Linked DNA regions of Homo sapiens: region 1 is linked to region 2. A link is a loop called in an ENCODE intact Hi-C map of the cell type or tissue named here. Cell type or tissue: breast epithelium. All regions are shown on one strand. Links, peaks and the distances in the headings refer to the core of each region. The heading gives the core; the rest is flanking DNA.

Evidence for each region. A loop is a pair of places that touch in the nucleus more often than their neighbours do. Peaks named below come from ENCODE experiments on the same cell type or tissue, not always from the same donor. Only the 100,000 strongest peaks of a DNase experiment are listed, where the experiment ranks them.
Region 1: it touches region 2 in a loop (11-fold over the local background); 4 of 110 quality-filtered maps call a loop at or near these places.

The regions. Positions count from the first base shown.
Region 1 is chr16:87,687,691-87,693,053 of GRCh38, forward strand. It overlaps JPH3 (junctophilin 3), which reads left to right. Exons shown (of 5, transcript NM_020655.4): 4 at 1,956-2,836. Among named protein-coding and RNA genes, the nearest start is that of KLHDC4, 76 kb to the right of the region's middle. In breast epithelium, for the core only: no CTCF peak of the experiment used is centred there; no DNase peak of the experiment used is centred there; H3K27me3 peaks cover 4,081 bases.
Region 2 is chr16:87,737,993-87,743,355 of GRCh38, forward strand. All of the region lies in intron 5 of KLHDC4 (kelch domain containing 4), which reads right to left. LOC124903751 (a long non-coding RNA gene) reads right to left here and starts at 4,990. Exons shown (of 2, transcript XR_007065173.1): 1 at 2,590-4,990; 2 at 1,771-1,876. In breast epithelium, for the core only: no CTCF peak of the experiment used is centred there; no DNase peak of the experiment used is centred there.

The DNA.
Region 1 (5,363 bases), core at 234-5,233, 50 kb before region 2:
ACGTTACCTGCTCAGCAGCTCATTCTAGCTGAGGGTGCCCTCCTGCTGGTGGTGCTGGGAGTCGGGGCCCCTCTAGCGTGGGGTCTCCTGGGCCAGCCAGGCCTGATCTCGGCAGCAGTGGGTGGACGACCTGGTGGGAAAGGCCGGGGCGCCATCGGGGGATGGGGGGGGCCTTGATCCCAGCCTGCTAGGTCCATAGCGTCTAAGGCACAGGAATGCCAGCCCCTTGGAAGTCCCATCCTGGCCAAGGAGGAGGTACGATGTGGGTGATCCGTGGGCATGATTGGGGGCCTCTGATGGGGCCAGGGCTGCCCTCCACACAGGACCCTCACGGGGAGAGAGGTGGTGGGGCTGGGCGTCAGGTGGGTACGTGGATGTCAGCACAGTTCTACACAGACCTTCTCTGGCCCATTCCCTGCTCTGCTCGGGGGACACCCAACCAGCCCAGCCCTGTTTCTGGGGAGTGACCACAGAGAAGCAGTCATTGAGACCTCAGAGTGGCCCACCCACACCCCCGTGTGACAGGAACTCAGACTTGGGAGGGCTGGCCACCCACCCAGAGCTACCCAGCTGTGCCCCAAGCCCCAGGCCAGGGCCATGGCCTCGCTCTGCTCAGCACTGCCTCTTAGACCAGCAAGGAGGAGGACACAGCAGCCCAGCCTGGTGGCGTCGCAGCGTGCCCCGAATCTGCTTGCTAACGTCTCTTTACAAACGGAGGGACTATCTGGTGCCACACCGAGGGTAGCCATGTCTCCCAGACCTTCTCCTGCCAAAAGGTCAGACTGGGGTACAGGCGTCTCCCAGACCTTCTCCTGCCAAAAGGTCAGACTGGGGTACAGGCCAGGAGAATGTCCGAGCGTGAGAGACTCTAAGATGGGCAGTGGCTCTTGGTGTCCGAGCTGGTCTCATGAGGTGGCCGCCCCGGGTAGAGCTCTGAGACCTCCGTCCTCAGAGGGAAGACTCCCCAAATTCCCACAGAGCTCTGCACCATTTTGGCTCGGGCAGGACGGGGATGCTGGGGGCGGGGGTCCCACTGTTCTGTGCTGAGCCTAGGACGCTACTTGAGATGAACGTGTAACTGTTCCCCGGAGGGTAAGAAGCGCCGCGTTCTTGGGTTTCTCCTAATGGAATAAAGTCGGGCATGGCTCCCGTGTCCCTGCGTTGGCAGGAAATGAGATCCCAGTCAATGTTCTTGGTTCTCACCTCCTGCTGGGGGCTCACGGAGCTCCGGAGAAGTCTCGGGGCTAGTCCTACAATGCTGCCCCTCCCTATCCAGGCCTCCGGGTGGGGGCTGATGGGGACTGAGCCACCGGCAGACGACAGGGACTCTGCTGGCTGCAGAGCTGGCCCCTGGGTCCTGTGGTGACCTCCCCTTCCGGGGAGCCCCGCCCTAGGACTTGAAGCCCCAGCAGCCTCGAAAGGTGGGGAGGGAAGTCGGCTCCTGGGCTCTCACGCTGGCCCCGGCACTGGCTGTTTCTCAGCAAGACTGTCCCAGCACCCTGAGACACAGTCCCAGGCGGGTAGGGGTGTTGGCGGCCTTGCTGTGACAGCTCGGCCTCCCCAGACAGGTGGTCAGCTAGGGTGAGGGGCTTCCTCTTACCCTCAGGACAGGCGAGTCAGGGTTGGTGGGACCTGAGTCCACACCCCAGCGTCCTCACGCACTTTCCGAGCCTTGGGTCTCCCTTGTAGCCTGGGAGCTGCTGTCCGCCCTTCCTGTGGTGCCTGGGCCTAGCCAGTCTCCCTCCAAGTGTCTGTGGGGTGGGGACCACGGGGGTCCCACAGAGGGCTTTGGGAGCCACGGTCCCCACTCCCCTCCCTTGCCTGCAGCCTTTCGGTGAGTGGGAAGCGCCTCTGCTGCCCTGAGGTTCCCTCTGGCGCCCTGGCCCGGGGACCGCGGCCTCGCTGTGGAATGTGCTGGGTAACGCCGTCTGGCGTCGTCTTGTGTCCCCATACAGGGCTGGAGTACCAGAGGCCGAAGCGTCAGACCTCCTGTGACGACATCGAGGTGCTGTCCACCGGGACACCCCTGCAGCAGGAGAGCCCCGAGCTGTACCGCAAGGGCACCACTCCCTCCGACCTGACCCCCGACGACAGCCCCCTGCAGAGCTTCCCCACCAGCCCCGCGGCCACCCCGCCGCCCGCGCCCGCCGCCAGGAACAAGGTCGCCCACTTCTCGAGGCAGGTGTCGGTGGACGAGGAGCGGGGCGGGGACATCCAGATGCTCCTGGAGGGCCGGGCCGGGGACTGCGCCCGCAGCAGCTGGGGCGAGGAGCAGGCCGGGGGCTCCAGGGGTGTCCGCAGCGGTGCCCTGCGCGGCGGCCTGCTCGTGGATGACTTCCGCACCCGAGGTTCGGGCCGCAAGCAGCCCGGGAACCCCAAGCCGCGGGAGCGGCGGACGGAGTCACCCCCCGTGTTCACGTGGACTTCCCACCACCGGGCCAGCAACCACAGCCCCGGAGGCTCCAGGCTGCTGGAGCTGCAGGAGGAGAAGCTGAGCAACTACCGGATGGAGATGAAACCCTTGCTGAGGATGGAGACGCATCCCCAGAAAAGACGCTACAGCAAGGGCGGCGCCTGCCGGGGCTTGGGGGACGACCACCGCCCCGAGGACCGGGGCTTCGGGGTGCAGAGACTGCGGTCCAAGGCCCAGAACAAGGAGAACTTCAGGCCGGCCTCCTCCGCGGAGCCCGCCGTGCAGAAACTGGCGAGCCTGCGGCTGGGCGGGGCCGAGCCCCGGTTGCTGCGTTGGGACTTGACCTTCTCCCCGCCCCAGAAATCCTTGCCTGTCGCTCTAGAGTCCGACGAGGAGAATGGGGATGAGCTCAAGTCCAGTACGGTGAGTGGGCGGCCACCAGGCTGGTCCCAGTGGAGGCAACATCCACCTCTCTGCTGACCTGGTGTTTCCTGAGGGTTTCCAGCAAGGTCACTGCTCCCCTGTTCCTCTCCAGGGGTGGAGTAGGGTGGGGGTACAGCCGGGAGTGGTGGCCCTCAGGTCGCTGGGACCCTCCCCTAGGAAGCCAGGTGGGGCAGGTGTCATACCTCTTTCCGTGAGAGGCTGCCCCCAGGTTGTCCAGAAAGCACACGAAACTCCTGGTTTCCAGGCAGCATGGGATCCCTGCGCTCCCCGCAACGTGCTCAACCCCAGCTGCTCCAAGAGTCTGTGCCCCTGGTCAGTAGCCTTGGGCCGTGAGATGACCGCTTGAGTGTCCTGTGTCCTGGATAGGAACCCAGAGGCGAAACAGCTGGGGGCAAGGCTGGCCCTGGGGCTGGGAGTCAGGTCTGGGGTTGGGGGGAGCTGCCAGTCCAGGTTTCTCTCACCCATGGGGGGTGTTGGGGTTGGAGCCGGCTCCCACGTGAGGCCCGCTGTGTGCAACTCACCGTCAGCCTCACCCAGCACCCCCCCCCCAAATTCGTTCCTCCAGGGCAGGCAGCTTGGAGGGAAGAACAGCGTCCCCCTGGGCTAGACTCGGCGCGAGGCTGGGGGTCCCAGGCTAGACTCGGTGTGCGAGGCTGGGGGTCCTGGTGCCTCACACAGGGCTGGCCTCCCCTTGAAGGGACCTTCACTCTGCAAATCCCACCCTGCTCCCTTGACCAGTGCTGCAGGAATGAAGGGCTTTGGGAATGAAGGGCTGTGGGACGGTGGCTACATAGGATCTGCGCACGGCCAGGCCCTCACCCCAGCAGGGCTCTGCTCGCTCGTGGCTGCCAGGCAGTGCGTGGTGCTGAACAGAAGTGCTGCAAGCCAGTCTGCCCCTCGGGTGTGAGGACGCAGGGGGGTGTCCGCAGGGGGCGCTCAGGGCGTGTGGGCCGGGCAGGGGGGACCATTGGTAGGTTTATTGTCGACGCTGCGGCAGGGGTCGGTGTCTGTCCCTGCCCCTGACCTAGGGGAGCTGTGGTTTTCTCCTCCTGCCAGCCCCACCCCCAGAGGGGTCACCGCGTGACACCCCTTTGAAGGGGCACGTCCTGCCGGGCGGCAATGCCTGTTTCTGCCTCTCCTTGGAACCACTGCGGACGTCTGTCTGTCCTGTTGGGTTCCTAAGATGCCTCCCCGTTCCCCAAAGCCCACAGAGAACAGCCCCTATGCTCCTGCTGGGACCAAAATACCAGCTCACACTTACAACTTGATTTTCCCCATCGCAGCCGGAGATGTGTGCGTGGCTGTGCGCGCGCGGTTATTTTAGGAACAGCCAAGCAGTGGGCAGGGTGGGAGGTGTAGGGACGGGTTCTATTTTTAGCCTGCTTAATGCACTGACACTTTTGGGTGCTTTTAAATGAACCTCCCTGGGGGTCAATGCACAAGCTGGGGACAAGTGCCAAGCTGGCCTCTGGGATGAGTTAGCGACACGCAGGGTGCTACATGCTGCCCTGGTCCTGCCCGGTCTCCAGCTGGGGCTAATCTGGAGGTCCCGTCAGCTGCAGCATCATGTCCCACCCACCCTGGAGGATGCCAGCTGAGCTCCTTGGAAGTGGCCACCCTGGGGTACCTGGTGCTGGTGCAAACAAGGTTTCCCTCCCTGTCTCCCTCCCCGTCTCCCTCCCCACAGCTTTGGAGCTGTGTTTTCTGCCAGGTCTGTGAGGGGAGATGGTGTGTAGAGGCGCGGTCAATCCTAAGCACTGTTCCAGGCCCTGTTGGTGGGAAGCAGGAGGGGCCCGTGCCAGCCGGCATCCATGTCAGGGGACAGGTGTCAGGGCAGTCGGGTGCCAGGCTGGGCTGAGTGCCTTCAGTGCCACCCCCTCACAGGGGTACAGCTCTCTGCAGTGTCTCCCCTGGGCCACCAGCAGGGTCTGGGGTGCTGTCTTCTGGCCATCCCCCTCCACCATTCCCAACATGCTGCAGAGCTCACACGCCAGAGGCCCTGGGTCCCACTGGCCACAGATGGGCCTGGGATTCTAGCCCACATAGGGTCCCACTGGCCACAGATGGGCCTGGGATTCTGGCCCGTGTAGGGCCCTGGCAATTCAGGGTAAAGTCCCTTAGGATGGAAGCACAGGTTCTCCCTACCGCTCTACTGGTGAAGGAACTCTGGCCCTGGCTGTTTCCCTCTTGGTGAAATGATGGATATGACCTGATGGTGGGGTCCAGGGTTGGAGGATGGCTGGGGAGACAGAAGCTTCCCTCCTGCGGGCAGCCACGCCCTCGCCCACAGCGTCCGTACCTGCTTCCCGGCCCAGAGCACGGGCTGGACTGTGGCAGAAGAGGTGCCACTGACCACCCCACTCTGTCCTGCTACCCCACTACAGGCTGACTAGCATCCGGCCCTTCCTCCTCGCTGGGGTGGGGGAACTTTGCACCAGGGGTGGCATCAGTGGGCAGGGCTGGGCCCTTGGCTGTTCTCTGCCCCCTGCAGGCTGGCCCGGCCCAA
Region 2 (5,363 bases), core at 168-5,167:
CTTCCAGCAGGGCAGGTTCTGCCTTCATGAGCTACTGCTGTTTGCTGTCGATAGACCCCAGGTTACTGTGGAGTCAGAGAGCTTCAGACCATGCAACCCAACCCACCACCCAGAGGGCAGAGCAGGGTGTGTCCATTCCTATGGTGACCTGTACTTCACACCTGAGACTCTCAGAGGCCAGTCACTGTTAGCTAACTCGTTGCGGTCCTTCACTACAGAATCGTAAAGTAACGGAATCATCCTGCCGAGGAGCCTTCTCCAGGAAACTGACTTTCACTCAGATGCAGCTTTAGCTGAGGACCAAATGAGGACCCTTCCTCACATCAGGAGAAAACAGTGCGTATGCCTGCGCACACACGGACGTGCACACACACACACACACACACATCTATATCTTCATCCAACCAAACAGTACCGATCATCTCCCAAGTGCTCCGGTGCATACAAAGATGTATGCACTGTCCGTGAACTTTCACAGCAACACTGCAAGAGCAGAAAAGTGGAAACAACCCAAGTGCCCAACAGAAAACCAAAACGTGGTCCATCCACACACCAGCACCTCATCCACACACCAGCACCTCATCCATCCACACACCAGCACCTCATCCATCCACACAGCACCTCATCCATCCACACACCAGCATCTCATCCATCCACACACCAGCATCTCATCCATCCACACACCAGCACCTCATCCATCCACACACCAGCACCTCATCCACCCACACACCAGCACCTCATCCATCCACACACCAGCACCTCATCCACACACCAGCACCTCATCCATCCACACACCAGCACCTCATCCATCCACACACCAGCACCTCATCCACCCACACACCAGCACCTCATCCATCCACACACCAGCACCTCATCCACACACCAGCACCTCATCCATCCACACACCAGCACCTCATCCACCCACACACCAGCACCTCATCCACCCACACACCAGCACCTCATCCATCCACACACCAGCACCTCATCCATCCACACACCAGCACCTCATCCATCCACACACCAGCACCTCATCCATCCACACACCAGCATCTCATCCATCCACACACCAGCACCTCATCCATCCACACACCAGCACCTCATCCATCCACACACCAGCACCTCATCCATCCACACACCAGCACCTCATCCATCCACACACCAGCACCTCATCCATCCACACACCAGCATCTCATCCACACACCAGCACCTCATCCATCCACACACCAGCATCTCATCCACACACCAGCACCTCATCCATCCACACACCAGCATCTCATCCATCCACACACCAGCACCTCATCCATCCACACACCAGCACCTCATCCATCCACACAACAGCATCTCATCCATCCACACACCAGCATCTCATCCATCCACACACCAGCACGTCATCCATCCACACACCAGCACCTCATCCACACACCAGCATCTCATCCATCCACACACCAGCACCTCATCCACACAACAGCATCTCATCCATCCACACACCAGCACGTCATCCATCCACACACCAGCACCTCATCCACACACCAGCATCTCATCCATCCACACACCAGCACCTCATCCATCCACACACCAGCACGTCATCCATCCACACACCAGCACGTCATCCATCCACACACCAGCACGTCATCCATCCACACACCAGCACGTCATACATCCACACACCAGCACCTCATCTGGCCACGGGAGTGAAGTGCTGATACTCGCAACAGCAGGACACGTCCTGACAGCACCACGCGGAAAGAAGAGCCCGTCACAGAGGCCACGTGTTTTGATTCCGCTTTTATGAAATACCCAGAAGAGGCAGATCCACAGACACAGACAGCAGGGACCGGGGACGGTGGGGTGTCTGCTAAAAAGACGGTTTTTCTTTCTGGGGGATGAAAATGCACCAACTTTAGATCATGGTGTTGGCTGCGCAATTCTGTGAACATGCTAAAGACCAATGAATGACACATTTTAAAGGGTGATTTGAGGGTATATGAATCACATCTCAGAGAAAGCTGTTATGAAACACCTATCGGGCGGGGTCCTAAAGTGGAGTCACAGATCATCCCTCAGAGGGCACTGGCCCAGAAACCAATGGAGGGAGACGAATCTCCCCCAACCCCCTGCACCTTCTCCAGGGGACAGGAAGAGAAGGTGGCAAGTGCCTGGAGAAACGCTGGCTGTGATGTGTGGCAGGCAGACCTAACCAAACTCTGAATCTTCAAAGCCAGCAAGCTCAGCCGGCAGGGCAGGCCCACCGTGACTGAGGAGGGAAATGAGAGAGCTCCAGTGATCCCACCCGACATGTGTGCATCCCGAGGGGACCACCGGCTCCGCTCTGCTCCCTATCCCAGAGGCCCAGGGCTGAGCAGCACAACGGGAGATTGACAAGTTGTGGGGGTGGGGAGAGGGGAAACCCTACTTTGGGGGTTCCCAGGAGCAGCCGCCTCCCCTCCTGCTCCAGAGCCTAATGCTGGGAGGATCCAGGCCGGACTGGGCAACAGGGCCTCTCTCCCGCCCAGCCCAGCGGAGGGTGGCTCCCACCTTCCTGGGAGCTGCCTGCACCCCCAGCTGTGACCCATCTCCACCAGGACACACCTTCGTCAAAGGAAAATGCTCTGCAAACACCAGATGCTGGTGTTTTTAGTGTTTCACAGTTTCCAGTCACTCTTGCCAATAACCGCAGACAGACTTTCAGTCACCAGCATCTGTTTACATGCGAGGGAAAAGGGGAGTCTTACAACCCCCTCCTCTTCCCAGCCCTTCCCACGCCCTCCATAATTAACACCACTGCCCTGAGCACAGCTCCTGCTGTTGCATCTAACTCCCTTCAAACTCACATGAGCGCACACACATTTAAAACAAACACACAGAAACAAAAATAAGAAACAGTACGGAGATCTATGCTGCAAAGTCGCAATGGGGCAGCTTTGCAGGCAACTCCCACTCAAGCAAGAGACTGAAGAGATCTCAAAATAGCTGCTAGCGCTGGCCACACGCAGCCCTCCAACGAGGCACGGATGCTCCCGCACGTGAGTTTTGGTCTTGAGGTCAGCATTGCCATTACCCCCCTCATTTCCAAACCATTATGACGTCAAGTATATGTGTCTGTTGCTAGAATGGAGAAGATGAGGGACTGTTACAAAGTATCCACATGATGTCCTGTCTGTTGCTAGAATGGAGAAGACAATGAGAGACTGTTAAAAAGTATCCACTAGTCATCCAATGTGCTACAAAAACACCCGCCAGCCAACCAACCAACACATAGCAGAAGGCAGCCAGCCAGCGCTGGCCTGGACAGAGGCCCAGGCGCCCTGCTGCCTGCCAGTTGGAGGTCCATGGCCTGTTAGGAATCAGGTCGCACAGCAGGAGGTGAGGGGGCCAGCAGGCATCAAAGGCTGAGCCCCACCTCCTGTCAAAGCAGCAGCAGCATTAGACTCTCACAGGAGTGAGAACCCTGTTGTGGGCTGCACACACCATAGATCCAGGTTGCGGAATCTAGGTTGTGAGCTCCTTAGGACAATCTAATGCCTGATGATCTGAGGTGCAACAGTTTCATCCTGAAACCGTCATCCCTCCCCACCAGCGGTGGAAAAACTGTCTTCCGTGAAACCAGTCCCTGGTGCCGAAAAGGGTGGGGACCATTGCTATACATTAACACAACTCAAATCAGATTATCAGCATCCCAAAATATGCATCGCTGTTAAAAATGACCAGATAACAGGAGGGACTCTATTCTGCCTTCCTACAAGAAAACCCTTAAAAGCCAAGGAAGAGACTGACTACTCCAGATACTGAATCCAGACTCCCTGCGCCTCTACCAATATTTAATTCCCGCCAACTTCACATCCTCGGCTGAAAAACCAACTCCCCCACAGAAGTAAAAAATATTCACTAAAAAATGAATGCGCAGTGCAGGGCTGCGTCATGGTAGCAACGCCTATTCCGTTTCCTGATGAGCTCTTCCTGGACTTCTCAAAAGACATAAGCCCACCCCACAGGGATTCCCACGTGCTCTGCACGAGGCCTGACACAGCAATCTTCCCCAGAAAGGGCAAAAACCGTCTTTGTTGTGGCTGAATCTCCTGACCTTTCCTTTTAGATCAATTTAAAAAAAAAAATGACAGAGGAAAAACAGCCAGAGTAGTCCTCTCTCAGCAGCGGCCACATAGTGTGTGAACCCCCAAGCCCAATTACAGGCAGCAGCAGCACTGCACCAGGATGCCACACACCGCAGCCCAGCCCATGAAATCAACAGGCCGCCTGCACCCTTCAGTCCCCTGTACCATCCCCAGCTACACTAGCCCCTGACGATCCGGCCACATAGCACTCAGAGCCTGACCTGCCAAACCACCGTTAAGAGAATGCTTTCATTCTGCAATCATTAGTAACTTACAAAAGCAAAACCTACACTACTTTCATTATTAAGGATCTAAGAGGTATTTTACATGAATATTCTTACTTCTTTTAAGCAGCAACTAAAAAACTTCACATCAGTTGAACAATATTCAAAATAAGCATGCCTTCCACCAGTCACAGAGGCTGATGGATCAGATCACAACTGGACCCCGTCTATGGTCCACAGCTGTCAGGATAGGGATCGTGGAGAGGGTACAAGGAGAGGTTAGGGTAAAACACAGATTCCTCAACCACACATCAACCTGCTCTGAATGGGACTGATGTCCGGAGTGGGAGGGCAGGAAGGAGCAGTCTCCTGGGCTCCCTAGGGTCTACGTGGAGTACGAAGACTTGAGAACCACTACTCAAGATCCTCTTCTCTGCCAGCAGACAGCTCTGCTGGCCACTGTGCCAGGAAAACCCCCCACTGTTCTCTAAGTTCAGAATCAAAACACGGCCCCTCCAGACGAGTTGCCCTAACGCCTTCCTATCAGGGAAGGGAAGACTCATTCTGCAAGGCGCCGCAGCTGTAGTCCAGTGTCTGCCACAGGTATGAAGTGACGACGAGCACGGAGAACACTTGAGGAAAACTGTGAAACAGGAGCACCTGCACAGGCATCACGCCAAGAGTCAGCCCTCCACACGCCAGCACCGGCACCAACTGGAGGCTTTTGGGAGAACCATCAGACATGAGGTCAAAGACTTTATAAATGTGTATGCCTTGCATTCTGATGTTTCGTTAAGTCACAGGGCCTCACTTGTGGCCCAGGTTGCAGTACAGTGATGCAATCACAGCTCACTGCCACCTTGAACTCCTGAGCTCAAGTGATCCTCCCACCCCAGCCTCCCAAGTAGCTGGGATTACACACACACCAGCACACCTAGCTAACTTCTTTAGAGATGGGGTCTTACTATGTTGTCCCGGCTGGTCTCAAACTCCTGGGCTCAAGTGATGCTCCCACCTCCGTTTCCTA